Regions from separate parts of the Mus musculus genome. Here region 2 is linked to region 1. Evidence: chromatin loops called from intact Hi-C (ENCODE). Cell type or tissue: left cerebral cortex. All regions are shown on one strand.

Region 1 (8,000 bases):
TGTGACAACATCACTGTCTCCGTGAAAGACAACTGGGGACGCAGGAAAGAGACTTCCACGACTCTGGTCATTGGAACAGCTTCGGTTAACACAAAGATACTCCTTTCAATGAAGGAAAATTTTAAACTTATTTTTATCTTGCACATATGAGTGTCTGTATGTGTGTATGTGTACCATGTGCATGCAGTGCCTGTAAAGACTAGAAGGGGGTGTCACGAAGTTACAGATGGTTGTGTGCCACCATGTAGATGTTAGGAATTGAACCTGGGTCCTCTGCAAAGCAGCAAGCACTCTTAGACTCTGAGACATCTCCATCCCCTGAACTAAAACATTAAAAAACAAAAGAACAAAGCAACACACACAACCCTCTATATTTTCTGATATAAAAAATGATGAGAACATTTACAATAATAATAACAATAACAATAATAATAGTAATAATAATTATTATTATTATATTATACATTTCTCTACAAAGAATGAGAGCAGAATAGAATAATTTGGTCCCAAATTCTCAACTGTAGTCGACACTACAAGAAAAGGGAGGTTTAAGATAAAGGAATACTTTTAGCACTGTCTTGCTATCTCTCAGAGATGTCTGAACTCCAATGATGCTTGTGTATTAATGCCCAAGTAACTACAAGCACCCACTTGCTACCAGGCCATGTTACCTAACAACAAAGGCAAGCTGTTATGTCCCTGCACTCAAATCCCCTTTATGCAAACAAGTGTTCTTTATCTATAAGATAAAGATGGAGATGAAACAAGCCCCACCTGCCCAACACCAAATGCACTGGGGTGAGAGCTCAGGCCAGTCTGAGTCACCATTGATTTACTTACTCTCCCGCTCAGAAACAGAACACTTAATTAACAGCCACAAAGCACCAAGCTTTGACTTCACCAGAGACACAATGAACCACACATTCTTGCTGCCACAGGACTAGAGAATGATGACCAGGTAGATATACAATCTGCAAGTGCTGCACAAGACAACAGAGAGAGGGATGGGAAACACAGATGAGAGGTAACAGCACCCCAAAGTGACATGTGAATGGAGATTCGGCTGCTCGACGGCCTGGGGTAAGGGCATTCCAGGAGGAAAGGAAGCCAAGGTCACAGCCTGGAGAAGAAAGTGTGACTGGCCTTGGAAGAGCAGCAAGGAGACTAGTGTGAGGAGGGGACAGGGCAGAGGCAGGCTTCTCAGGGCTGTGCCTTCCACCAAGAGATAAGGATGACTGGGTTTCAGTGGGAACTCTTCTCACTCAGTGAAAAGACTGAGCAAAGACCATAAGGTGCAGAAGTGGAGATAAGGGAGCAGGGGAGGTAGACAGAGGAGGTGGGCAGGGAGGTTGACAGGGGAGGTGGACAGGGGAGTGCAGGACCAAAACAAGCCACCTGCAGCGAGTCCCAGGTGTGTTCTAAAGCCAGCGGGGGTTTTGATGACAATTTGGTGTAGCTGAGGCAGGGTTTCAGACCAGATGCTACCAAGGTTCCTGACAAGGGTAAGGGACACCAGAGCAACAGGTGAGAGATCCAGGAGTCTACACTGAGTGTGTTTTATGCAAGATGCTGATTAGACAATGGATTGGAACATGGGGAACAAGCCAGCTGGCTATATGGAGCAAAATTCACAAAATGGGCCAGCAACTTGGCTCAGTGGTTAATCTGCCACCAAGTCTAATGCCCTGAGTTTGGTTCCCAGGTCCCACATGGAGGAGGAGAGAACTGACTCCTGCCATCTGTAATCTGTACTTCTCTAACGTTCATGCACATGTATGCACACACGAACATGTGCACACACACACACAAATTAACAGAACATAATTAAAAATTTCAAACCCATAAATCCTGACTGCCCTCTACCGTGGCAGTGGAAGGGGGAACTCTTTAATATTTCTCAAGGCAGGTACTGACTCTAATGTGGAAAGGATAGTGACAACCATGTGGATTAAATAAAGTAACATCGCCAGTCCCTTACACAGCACCTGAGACACAGCACAGCCCTCCAAAAGCTGAACCTCTCTCACAGTCATGCAGTCACACCGTCACCTACCAAATATGAAGACTGCTTCAGGCACAAGGTGTTGAAGGGGCACAATAACCAAATGGGAAGTGTTGTTTCTGAAGATGCTTCCTGCCAGGACCAAGAGATACACAGGTGTGCACAGACATACACACACTCACACACACACACATACACACACATACACACATGTGCTCGTACACACACACAACACACACACATATACACACAACACACATATACACACACATACACACATGTGCTCATACACACACATATACACACACATACACACATGTGCTCATACAGACACACAACACACATACACACACATACATATACACACATACACACACACAACACACATACACACACATGCTCATACACACACAAAACACACATATACACAACACACACACACAACACACATACACACACATGCTCATACACACATAAAACACACATATACACAACACACACATATACACAACACACACACATGCTCATACACACACACACCACACACACACATACACACACAACACATACACACACACAACACACACATACACACACATGCTCATACACACACACCACACACACATATACACAACACACACACATACACACAACACACACACACACATATACACAACACACACATACACACACACGGTTTTGCTTTCCATAGTTTTTATGGTCTCCAGCCAACCACAGTCTGAACACATAAAATGAAAAATTCTGGAAACACTCCCCTGTTTTACATTTTATGCTTCTGTGAGTAGCACCTTGTGGATTCCATTCTGTTCCACTGTGGTCACAAATCACTATTTCTCCGGCCCACCCTGCTGAGTATGCTGTTACCCATCAGCCCTGTAGAAGCCGTCTCAGCCATCAGAGCAACTGTCGCAGTACCCGAGTGCCCGGGCCTGGGTAGCACTTAACAAGAGCCCTGAAGTGGAAACACAGTGGCTCGGCCATGCCAAAGGGAAGCAGCTTCTTTCTGTGAATGTGCAGGCTTACTGTGGCTATGTGTACACAGAAAAACAGTACAAACAGGATTAATTGCCATGATACGTGGAGTCCCCTGTGGTTTAAACCAGCTCCCATGGATAAAGGGGAGTTATCGCAGCTACCTTAATGAGTGATATTTGAATAAATGTCTAGATGACAGAGACTTCAGAGAGCCGAGAGAGAAGACCCCAATCATTTCCTCTGGGGTTTGAACAAGCAGATGCTCCAAGTCTGAACAAGGGTGCTCCAAACAGGAGGGTAAAGGAAGAAGGCACAGGAGAACAAGGTGCAGAGAGAAGAAGGTGCAGAGGAGAGTGGCCTGGATGCTGGCTGGAGCAATTCAGGCAGGGTCTGCAGACCGGAGTGAAGGAGGTGATCCTGATACGTTCTACCATGCTGCCCCCAGAATCCACTCAGCTCAGGCGGGGCAGGGAGCAGCCAACAGAGTCCCCGCGGCTCTAGTTTGTTTACTCCTGTGGTGACAAATGCAGGAGCAGCAAGACAGGATGCTTCCTGTAGTCCAATGTAGGTCAAGGGCTGGGAGACACTCCCCCAGGAAGACCCCCCCAGAGCTGGAGGTGCAAAGTCCCCCGTGGCTGATTATTCCACATCACCCTATTTACACACAGTTACTGGGCACCGTGTGAGGAGGATTATAAAGAACAGCTAGCGGCCTTCATGACTCATTCCACAGAACACAAAAACATGTCTAAAATTAGACTCTGGACTCCAATAAGGCTTCTCAAGATGGGGAGGCAAAAATGGCAATCACACCTGCAGCGTTTAGGCCACGTCTGTCCCTGCCTCTGCTCGAAAAGAACAGGCTTCCACAAAAGCCCTACCAAACGCATTGGGCATGCTCAGTCAGCCTTAGCCAGGGGACACAGGAGACCAGCTGGCAGGCCAACACCCACTCAGCAGCTGATATTATATGCCTCGCTGTAAGACACAGCCTTCGATTTGAATGGGAATTATTCCACACGCACCCCCTTGTGTGTCTGTTTTGCGGTGGACACATTGAGCGATCCTTTTAGCAACACAGATCTGATTCCAGCGAGAACACGGTTCTTGCCTCCTGCAATTTATTCATTCACAAGAGGCAAGGGCTTTCTTTCCTCTTCACGTCACAAATGCCCAATATAGTTATTTAAAGAAATAAGCCAGGATGTCCCCACTGAGTTATGATCCCACAACTGCTCTTCTGCATATTTTCTGTATTTACTTATTGGGATGGAGGGCATGCAGATCGGCTTAGAGGCAGCGCATCGGAGCTGCATCTCATTCTCCCATGTGGGCCCTGAGAATCAAACCCAGGCCATCAGCCTTGGCAGCAAGCACCTTTACCCACTGAGCCATCTCATTGGCCTTGCTGCGCTCTTCTTATTTCTAGTATCTATCCCGATTGCCTAAGCGGTCTCCTTGCTGTCTGAGGAGGGTGATCACTGCTCTCAAGCATTTATTCTTTTGGTTGTACTTCATTGTGAGTTGGCTTTTTAGGGTCTTACTGTACCCTAGCTGGCCTAGAACTTGCTATGTAGACCATGCTGGTCTCAAACCTATGACCACCCTCCTGCCTCTGTGTCCCATGGGGATTGTCATTGGGATTATAAACTTAGTCTACACTCAGCATCTCTAGGCAAATGACTGCATTAAGGTACCAGTATAACTTGAGAAGAATTAGTAGGTTTGGCTATCTTGGACAAGCATAGTAAGAAATGCCTTTAAGACACATAAAAATAGCTTAGTCAGGAGTCCAACTACCCAAGGATGTATCTGATAACCCAAACCCAGTGACATCACTCACTCAAGGTAACCAGATGCAGGCCCATGATGTCCACTGGACAGTATACAAGCAGAGACCAAGAGCAACGCTCTGCACACGTGTAGAGACCCCACCTTGATCTGCCCTGTGGCTAGAGTCTCACCTAGGCTCCTGACTTAAATCAGAGCCTTCTGTCAGATACTGGACCTGACCTTCAGCTGAGATGTGAGCAGACCTGGGGAGACAGGCTTAGGATCATAGTTGTGAACTTTGTGTGATGACCCTCAGCACAATAAGATAAAACTTTTGTTACCAACTCTGCATATCCACTTTCTTACTGGTAACACTGTATTTATACAGGCAGGCTGTTTCTCAAGTTCAGATCTCTAAGTGAGATTTTACAGCTATCTTCAAGGCCCAGTCCATTTCATCTCAGACACATTCCTGGGCATTTCACAGCTGCTTTTGAAAGAGGCTCTTCTTTTTTTCCTATTACATCTTTAAGTTATTTCCAACAGAGATACTAATCATTTCCTACTTTTCTTGCATCGCGTTTCTAAAGCTGAGGCGAGACCTCACGACTTCAGTGGCTTTCTAACTTTTCTGCAACTAGAAACTTCTAATAATAGGACAGTCTTTTATCAGAAGAAATCCTGAACCTAACATTATACAAGGATCTGTACATATACACACACACTCACCCACTCTCTCTCGCCTCCCTCCACTCTCCCACTCCATCTTCATCCCACTCCATCATCCCTCTTCTAGTCTCATTCAAGAGATGAAAACGTAATTCCTCAGCAAGAGCCCAGGCCTCCCTTTCTTGTGCTTCCTCCAGACACTCACACTTTGAAGAGCAATGACACTTGTCCTAATCTACAGGATGGCCCTTCTTCTACCCCCTGCTGTCCCCTCCCCTTGTCCCTTACCAGGGAGCACTGGCCTATAGGCTGCTCTTTTCTAGGAGGTCCACTTTAAAAAGAGGAGAAGGAGAGGGCAAAATGGGGGAAAGGGTCGTGGGAAGGGGGTTACTAGGAAGGGGGCAGTGAGCAGGACGTAAAGTGAAAAGTGAACAGGTTAAAGAAAAAAAAAAGAACAAGTTCTTTGGCTGCGAGCTGCCTGGGGAAGCTTGCTTCACTTAGCTCAATTCTGTATCCAATCTCTATTAGTTTACTAATCATGGTCAAATGCTTCCTCCAGTGGTTAAAAATGATTCTCTTAACTGGGATTATTATAAACAGGTGGTCTACCTTAAAAATGCTACACCGTTTTTTTTCCTATAGACATTTAAAATTATACAGAAATATTTATCAATTTCAACAAAATACTGCTGAAGTCACATCATAAATAACTTTGAAAAAATCATTACCCTCCCCCTCCCCCTCCCCCCTCTCTGATCTGGCCCATTACTCCCCCCCATCCTCCTTCCTCACAGCCTGGGAAGCAGAGGCTCCCTCCCCGATGGACTGTAATGTGAGAATAAACCTTTATGTTAATCCACCGTGAAGGCAGTTGTTTTGACAACAGCCTATGAGTGCTACATAGCCTAGAAAGATGTTATGTAAAGGGAGTAGAAAGTAGCAAGGGTTTGGAGTAGCAGATAAGGGAGGTGAAACAGTAACAACTGTGAGGGTCCTGTGAGGTCCGAGTCCCAAGGACGTCTACTAATACTGACCCAGAAGGGTCTAAAACCCAATCAGTTTGGTTAGGTTAAAGTACTAGAGTTAAAAAGAGAGAGAAAGGAACTCTCTTTATATGGAGTGAATAGGGACACCCAGACTGGAGGATTCAGGGTTCTCACTGCTTGACATGCCTGGGACCTGCAGACAGAACCTGGGTGCTGGGATCCATAGCTCTGGGTGAATATTTACTGTCTGGCATGGCCAGCTTTCAGCGGCTATTCTTAGCATGGGTCCGCTTTCTAGAGACTCTGATCGGTTGGTTCATAGCTGGTTCCCAACCTCACCCCACCATGGTGACAACATGGGAGCTGGGCCACTCCCTCTGATTCACAGCGAGCCCACTATGTGCTGATTCACAGCGAGCCCACTATGTGCTGATGCTGTAGGAACATCTGTGTTTAGAGATGAGCTGCTGCTCTGGTCCTCATCCCTGCACTCTACTTCTGCCCAGTGTTTCTCTATCTTTCCTTTTTCTTCCTTTCTTCTTTCACATATGTCATCTGTTTTGGCTTGGTGTTGTTTCTTATTTGGGGACACAACTTGCTTTCATTCGAGCTTATTTTTAAAATCAATATAATAAAATCTACCTTACATAGAGTAAGGAAGGAAGGAATAAGGGAGGAAAAGACACTCTATCCTTTAAAATTCTCCCTTTTACAGGTAATTTTTCTCAAATAACTTGGCCAATTTCTATCACCAGAAATATGATTTCTTTCCTAACTTGCTTATCTTCAAATTGTATGTTTTATGCATTTTGATACTTCCCAGATGGCTCAAGACTGGAAAAGGCAACCCCTCTCCTTCAGGGGAGAAAGCTGCGGGGGTGTGAGGTAAAGTGTGAAGTGTCCTGATGCCCACCTGAACCCCGCACGGCAGGACCCATGTTTCTTTACAAAGACAGGAGCTGGTACTGCACTTATCTCCCAGTGCTCCTTTGCCTTCCTCACAGGATAAGGAGGCTGCTCAGTGCCAAGGGGGAAATGCATTCTCTCTGAAGAAACAAAGGCCAGAAGTGAGTTCCACTACTCCCCGGAGGGAGGGGAGCAGGGAGGGAAGGAGAGAAAGGAAGGAGAGAGGGCTAAATAGAGAGAAAGTACCTGGTGGAGGGGGGTGGCCTTCAATACTTATAAATGCTTGCAAAAATTCCTATTAGATTAAAAAACTTCTTTCAATCCCACAATGCCATGTTAAGAGTCTAACTGCTCTATATTTAGAACGTTTATACAAGGCAATTTAAAGGCTCAGGTTATCTCTGTGACTTATTCAGTATTACAAATGTTTAACAGCTTTCCATTGGACGTACTAAATGAAATTATAGTCTGTATTTTTAACCACTATGTTAGAATAGATAAAAGAGGTCACTGAATCAAGTTTTAATCTTACCCTGAAAAATCAGCAGAATATTGTCCATAATCAAAGATATAGACTCTAGTAATCTGACACACTGAGAGGTATCCCAAAGCAAACACAAAGCAACATCTGCAAAACAAAGATAAGCCGCATTAGTGGGGATGCTCAT
Region 2 (8,000 bases), 55 kb after region 1:
TTCCACAGAGGACAGGGAGGACAGCCCTCACTGCGCACAGCCACAATTTTTGACACACAAGACTGTATTTTTTTTTTTTAAAGAATGTCTAGTACAGAGTCCTCTAACCCTTAAGAATGAGAGCCTGTGCTGGCCAATAAGGGAAAGAGCAGACTGAGGGAAAAAAAAAAGTAAGGGCAAATGGGTACCTGTAGGGTATGGGGGAGCCCGGCTTGGCCACTGTGCATAACATTTAGGCATTTAACTATTAAATACAAAAGACTGGAGATGTTTTAATAAAGAAGGCATTGTAACACACATACACAGACACACACACACCTCTGCCTTAGAAGGCACAGATCAAGATGTGTGTAGAGACCATATATAAGGCTGCTTTACAGTCCCCAAGACCAAAAGAACCTGGTCTTACTAAGACAGTTGGGGTCATGTGGACCAATCAGAGCAACTGATGTCAGGATTGGCTAAGCCGTGAGAGAAGGCAAGAGTCATTGTGGAAGATGACAATGTCAAGACCAATAGGGACAAGCAGCTTGTGGGGAAATGTTGTGCTATATCTTCTACATGTGTGGCCATCCCTTCCCACTCAGCAGACATAAAGCTGCTTTACAGAGATATCAGACATGACCCAAGGCATTTGATGTGGCACCTGGTACAGGGGCACACAACAGTAACACCAGCACTCCTGAGGGAGAAGGACTGGGAGTTGTCTGAGGCCAGCTTGGCTACACAATGAGCTCTTGTCTAAAAAAAGAAAAAGAAAAAGAAAAAGAAAAAGGGAAAGGGAAAGGAAAAGGAAAAGAGAGAGAGAAAGAGAAAGAGAGGAAGAAAGAGAGGGAGAGGGGGAGAGGAGAGAGAGGGGGAGGGAGAGGGAGGAGGGTGGAGGGGGAGAAAGAGAAAGTTGGTGTATATTTGCCTTAGTACAGTCAACTTTTTATATATGCTTTCTTCTAAAAGAAAAGTTCAGAATAAAAGGATTTTATTTTCTTCTTTTACTTTTTAAATATTATTCTCTCTCTTTCTTTGTATATGTAGGTGTGTGCGTGTGTGTGCACTACAATAGGCACTGGAAGTCGAGGGACATTTGGGGAGCTAGCTCTCTTGATGGTGCTTAAATGTATTCTAAAACTATTAAAGCCTAAAGTTGCCATCTATCTTTCTCTGTAAAACAGAATTAGGCCATCTTGGTCTATGTGCTTTGCGGGGTTGGTTTGTCTGTATTTCTACTGCTCTCTTTTCTTTTGCCTTTCCTGCCTCTCTCTGGCCCTTTCTCCATCCTTTCCAATATGACCCCGTGTCCTAGGAGGGGTGAGTGAGGTGGCGCAGCAGGACTCGGCACACACCACATGAGTTAGCACCCAGAACTCGCATGCTGGGAGGAGAAGACTGACACCTGCACACTGTCTTCTGACCTCTGTGCCTTTCTGTATGGGTGCCACCACAGGCACACACACATACCCACAAGCGCACGCATGCATGCACACACACACACACTATCTGCAACTTGCACACTGTTCAGATTCAACCAGCCATAAGTTGAAAATACCTGAATAAAATATATCTGTATTGAGCATGTAGAAACTTTCCCTTGCTATTTCCCAAAAGTCCAGGGAAGCAACTGTTCACACAGCATTGATGGTCTACTAGGTATTTCCGGTCATCTCGGGATGAATTAAATGAATGGAAGAATGTGTACTGAATGGTAGACGCTGTACACTTTATGGAAGGGACTTGAACATCCAGATTCTCCTATCTGGTGGGGTTCTAGAAACCAGCTCTCCCGACACAGAGGAAGCGCTACATCCTGCTCCAGTGACCTGATCATTTGGAAGTGGGAAATGGGAGGAAGTCAGGATGTGGTGGTTTGAATAGGTATGGCCCCCATAGTCTCATGTGTCTGAATGCTTGGCCCTTAGGAAGTGGCACTATTAGGTGGGACCCTGTTGGAATAGATGTGGCCTTGTGGAGGAAGTGTGTCAAGGTAGAGACAGGTTTGAGGCTATGTATATGCCAAGCTACTCTCCATGAGACAGTCCCCTTTTGCTGCCTTCAGATTAAGACGTAGACCTCTTGGCTCCTCCAGCCCAAAGTCTGCCTATACACTGCCATGCTCCCCACCATGATGATAATGGACTGAACCTCCAAAACTGTAAGCGAGCCTCAATTAAATGTTGTCCTTTATAAGAGCTGCCTTGGTCATGGTGTCTGTTCACAGCAATGAAACCCTAACTAAGACACAGGACGATGGGAAGGAAACCTTCTCAGCTAGTTTAGCACTGAGTCACTAACCTCACTCACACAGTTCGAGAAGCCTTTTTTATCTGCTGCACAGAAAAAGACTTACAAAAGCCTTTGCTTGAGACGTACCAAAGAAGTTATCTTTAAAGTGCTTGTCTTCATCAGCATGCAAAGGACAAACTTTGAGGACCTTGTCCCACTTCCAAGTACTAGTGACAACACTGACTAAAGGACATTCAAAGAAAGTATTAATGTCCCAAAATAAAAAGTGATTAGGAATTTTATAAGTTTTTCCAAAGAGAAACCGCAGACGTTATAAAAGAAAAGATTGCCTTTTTTTTTAAATTATATAAGGTCTTAAGACTATTTAACAGGGGAAAGGAGGCGAAGAATAAGTGTGGGAAAATACTGCAACACCACAGAAAAGAAAGTCTCTACACAAGAACACTGGACGGCACAGCAAAGACATTTTATAAATGTCAATGTCCAATGGAACTGAAAACGTCTCTCCATCAGTGAGACACTGTCTCCCAACTCTTATGGAGGGAGGTTGGAAGCAGGAGTGGTAGTACTACTTCAGGGCCAGAACAACCATGGTCAGAGCTGCCTTTTTATCTGCCATGTCCCAGAAATGATGAGGAGCAAAGGTTTCTGTGCCAACCCATGTCCAGCCATGGAGGGATAAGGAAATGATGTTTGATACTGGTCTTAGGGATGGAAGAAACGATGCTCTTTGCACCTCTTAGGAATGGCTTGTTACTGCGCAAACCCTAGCTTATCCTGACTAGATGTAAAAATTAGCACCTACAATGTAAACAAATATACCTTATCTAATCCAAATAATAATTTAGCAATGCTAATTTATAAATAAAATGGATTTCATTTTAATTTATTTTAATATTTATTTCCTATATAAAAACTTGAAGCTCCTATGCAACAAAAACAACACACTAAGTAACAATGGAAAAAAGTATGCATCTCTATAAGGCACATGACAAAGGGTCAGTCTATATTAAAATACACTCCTACCAGCCACCCAGGCAGTGAGACAGGAGGAGAGTCAAGATCGGGGTAGACCGGGCTTCATAGTGAGACTGTCTCAAAAAAAAAAAAAAATGTATACCAAAAACTCTTACAGGATAATAGAAAGAAAAAGTCACACAAAAGAAGAATGTAGCATACAAGTCACAAAAATAAAGCACAAATTGGATATAATTAAATGTTTTTAATGTGGTTAAAAAGACATACGTCATTTGCCTTTTTTTTTTTTTTTGACATGGGAGATGATCAGCAAGCTGCATTATAAGTAAGAAATACAAGTTAGAGAGTAAGAGCCAAGCAGTCTTGCATACGCACGCATTCACTAAACACATGCCTCTACTGACACAAGCCCGCTGTGTAGCACAGGCTAACGTTACTGTCATCCCCATAGAGTCTCTGTATATCTATCTGACTGGGCTTAGTGGCGGTAGCTCAGCCACCAGCAGGGTGAGCACCAGGCGCTCCTACGCCAGAGCCTGTGGTACCAACCATAGGCTCCTCTGACTCCATATGCTGCAGCCTAGAAAAACTAGACAGCAAGGCATTAGATGAAAGAAGGAACAAAGAAAGACTTGAAACGCCCCTGTGTGTGCAAGCTTATGCCCGGAATGGAGTCTCCTGGGCAAACTACTCCTTCCCAACCCTGTCTCCTCCGTTCGTCACAAGACATCCAACCAGTCTAAAAATGTCTGTAGTACTCCCCTGGGTTTTCACACCTTTATGCATTTTCTATACTGTACCACTGGGAATGTCTGACTTTCTAAATGGTAAAAATGCCTAAGCTCCTGCCGTTAGCTACTCCTAACACTTCGTTTCTGGTGAGACACACACTTCACCTTGCTTACTGGCCTGTTGCACACTGTTGTGTTGCGTGACTATGTGGGTGTAGACTCGCAGGTAAACATGTTCCACTGAACTGCAGACACTAAATTGCTCTCCTAAGCAGCTTGGGCCTGCTCAGGCGCCCACTCAGCAGCGAGTGCCACCGTTCCACATGCCTGGCAACATCTGGTACTGCCAGACTTCACATTTTTGCCGAGTTAGAGAACAGGAGATTTTTATCTCACTACTTTTTTTTTAAATGCCATATTTTTAATAGATCTGTTGGGCATTAAACTTATACTTGATATCCTTTTCATATTTTTCTAGTAGGTTTAATTTTCCTTGTGACTAAGAAGTCTTTATTTGAATCCACTGTTTTACAGACAGCATCTGTCAGTCTGTGGCTGGCCTTTTATCTGTATCTCTGGTTCTTCTATAATAGTGGTTTCCTCCACGGCATTTGTGCACCTTGGCTTTGGGCAGTAGCTGCACTGCCTGAATATGTGATGTGTACCTGTGCATGCGTTGGTTTCTTTTTTAAGAGAAAAACCAGAAAATAGCTGATGAATCAAAAAATAAGTTGCAGAATGAGAGAAACCACTGGGCATTAATATGTTGTTTCCTACGTTAACCGCCTTGACCTCCCAGAGCCAGCAGGCCGATTCTAAGGAGAATATCTTACTGCATTCACATCTGAGTTTTCCTGAGTGACATGCCCACTCTAAAATGCCAGCAAACATGACAGATTCATAACCTTCCTCATTTCCTCATAGGCTGTCGTCACATCCTGTTTGGACAACAGACTGCATTTGCTCTTTCCGAGCTTTAAACTTTATTTTACTAGGTCAGGTGGAGGGGTCCCCAGGTGTTCCCGATGGATAACAAACAAGGCACTCAGCACAGCGGTTTCTAACCTGCCTACACTTTCATAGCCAAGAGCCACGTGTGGCCACAAGTGCTTGTCTGTGGCCACTCTTTGAATTGAGATGGGCCTTAAGTGCAAATATGCACCAACTTCAAAGGTTTAGTGTGAGCAATTTCTCTAATGCAAGTATCTAGTTAGTTTTATAACCAGGAAAAGTGCCGTATGCCTGCAGTTCCAGCACTTAGGAGACTGGGGCAGAAAGATTTCTTGAATCCAGGGAGTTCAACGGTAGCTTGGGTAACGTGATGAGATCCTGTTCCAACAGAACACTAATAACTGTATACAGAACACACTGAAATAATGCTTGGAACATGCTTGTTACAAAGGAGATCACTAATGCCAACTGACTTCAATAGGCTGCCCTGTTCTAATGCTACTCTGCAATAGTAGGTGTTGTATAATACACGTTCTCGGTCCCTCCACATGAACAGTATTTGTGAGTCTCTGAGCTGAGGAGGAGAATGAAAGGAGTGAGGCAGACAGCTAAGGGTCAAAGGTTAAGGGTGCTCCGCAGGCTCCAATGACAGAGCGTCTTCAGCTTCAGGGATGCTGTGCTCAGCTCCATCTGGTAGACAGTGCACAACCACCCACTGGAAAGTTAAAGAAACTCTTGGCTACCACTGTGCTAGAAATGAGACTGAATTTTTTTTTTATGGCTTCTCTGGGTAAAACTCACAGGCAGCTAACTATAAAACAAATGTCCTTTCTAGCCAACACAACCTGCTGCAGATCAACCTCAAATACAAACAGAAATGACGGGGCCCAGATATAAAGAATCATGTTTTAAATCTTTATGAGTGGATACTAGCTAAGCCCTAAATAAGACCTTATTACACACCCATTGTATAAGCCAGTCCTTAATGCTGGTAGTATTAAGTATAGACTTCAGTGTCTGAGTAATGGGATTTCTTACACAAGGCCAACATCAACTTAAGAAAACTATTTGGCATTTTCTTATAGACTTGAAGACAGTCCACATGCAGCCAACCACTCCACTACTTATAAGGAGAACATGAGCACTGATTGAAATATAGACAACATGTTCAAACACGATATTGTTCATAATGGCCACATCCAAAAAGAATTAAAAATAAATAAATAAACAAGAAAACCTTCTATGGCAAAATGAACAAGCATACTGTGATATATTCATCCAATGAAACACTTGACAGAACAATGGAAGTAACAGAATAGTCCCTTAAAGAGGCAGGGACAGGACCATGCACTGAAATCAACATATTCTGCTGGGCGAGAGCAGCCACACAGCTCTTGAGCCCACTCAGAACACATACATATATAAACATATAACCATAGCTCACTAAAGATTCCAAAATGCAAGCAATAATCCACATTGGCTGAGGACATCCATGTAAGTGATACCAGTGTAGCAAATATGAAAGTGACTGTCACTGAGGTTACCTAAGTGCTTATCTATGATAGGAGGGAACAGGTTACAAACAGGAGACATTAGATACTGGTCATATTTTTTAATTTATGTATTAGTAATGGTTATACTAGGTGATATAGTAAATAGACATAAAAAGTATATAACAGCTGCCACAAGACAGAGGGTCACATGACAGCCCAAAGCTGCTCTGCCTTGCTGTGATTTAAAGAGCCTGGCTCCCGCTGCTCTGTGGCCCCATCATCCCTGGAGCATCCAGGTATCTGGAGGGAGCCATCAAAGCATGAGACAATCACTGGAGATGGACCACAGTTCCCTGTAGCTGATATTTACAGACCAGGCTAAACCTCCACCAAGGCAGGCTGGGGAAATGTGTGTGCAGGCTACAGTCTAAGACAAGAAAAACCAGAGTTGGTAAACAGCCAGCCTGCCTCTGGCACTCAAGTCTTTGCTATAGGGGATTATATTTATGACTGACTGGATGAATGAATGGATAAATGAATGAATGAAAGGAAGACAGACAGACAGAAAGAAAAGTAAAAGAAAAACCTATACCTGTTATATCTAAGTGGCTTTGAGTCCTAAGAAATAAACTCAAAAAATGTTGTTTTGTATGTGTAATTAAGCCACCAAGACAAGTCATGGAATGGAGAGTTAGCTAGTTAGCTACATTAGGCACACACACACACACACACACACCTTAAGTTTACTGTGCATGCTGAACATATAAAATCTTGGAACCAGAAGTGCTGTGAAAGACCGTGCTGTTGTCCCCAAGCATGCGTGTTTACCCTGGGAGGGTGGGGGTGTCACCCTCCCTCCAGCTCCCACAGGCAGGAAGCTTGTTATTTCCCTTCATCAGCCAACCTGTTCTGCTGCGGCAAACATTTTCAAGTTCATCTTGGTGGACTTAGGGGCAGCTGTGCTGCCTATGGCCTCTTCATATCGAATCTCCATCTTCTCCCGCAGCTCCTGCCCTTCTGCACAGACACAGCCTCATGTCCTGCAGTCTTTCAAACCACCTTTTGCAAATACTCTCTCTGTACCTGTGCTTCTCCCGGAACCCCCCTGCGGCTTACAGGCAAGCGTCTAGAGAACATGGCTGTGTGGACATCATTGTCATTTCTCTAACCCACAAACAAGAGCTATGTGAGGCCACAACACAGTCACAATGAAGGGTTTCGCTGCCAGGACCCGGGTGCTCTTGCGTGACAGATTCTCAGATTTTCTCAGTCTCCTTCAGAGACCTGCCACACAGCTTCATCTTCCTGGCCAAGACAAGGCTCCTCTTGGTGGCCCCACAACCCAGAGGCACAAATGTGGACATGAGTAAACTCCATGTGGGTACTGAGGAAACAAAGGCTTCTTTTTTTTGAGGATGTGGCAACTGTGGTCTTCTGAAAAGGTAACATATTGAGCCTCAGCATATTTCCCAAAGGGGAATTTCTGAGAAACCTGAAAACCACAAGATCTTTTTCCACCCTAGGCCAGACCAGTTATCAAATGCCACCACGGGAATACCATTTCCAAACTCCCTGGCCTGGTCACATGTCTGTAAATACTTGCCTGCTA

Evidence for each region. Peaks named below come from ENCODE experiments on the same cell type or tissue, not always from the same donor. Only the 100,000 strongest peaks of a DNase experiment are listed, where the experiment ranks them.
Region 2: a loop joins it to region 1, with 12 times the contacts of the local background. A loop is called at or near these places in 4 of 42 quality-filtered maps.

The regions. Positions count from the first base shown.
Region 1 is chr12:24,924,159-24,932,158 of GRCm38, reverse strand. Mboat2 (membrane bound O-acyltransferase domain containing 2) reads right to left here. Exons shown (of 13, transcript NM_026037.3): 4 at 7,865-7,960. Among named protein-coding and RNA genes, the nearest start is that of Kidins220, 47 kb to the left of the region's middle. In left cerebral cortex, no CTCF peak of the experiment used is centred here; DNase peaks (open chromatin) are centred at 2,912, 3,889 and 5,482; H3K27ac peaks cover 1,815 bases.
Region 2 is chr12:24,868,679-24,876,678 of GRCm38, reverse strand. The region is part of intron 1 of Mboat2 (membrane bound O-acyltransferase domain containing 2); the gene reads right to left. Among named protein-coding and RNA genes, the nearest start is that of Mboat2, 41 kb to the right of the region's middle. In left cerebral cortex, a CTCF peak has its summit at 3,722; DNase peaks (open chromatin) are centred at 3,802, 3,899, 4,223 and 5,605; H3K27ac peaks cover 2,745 bases.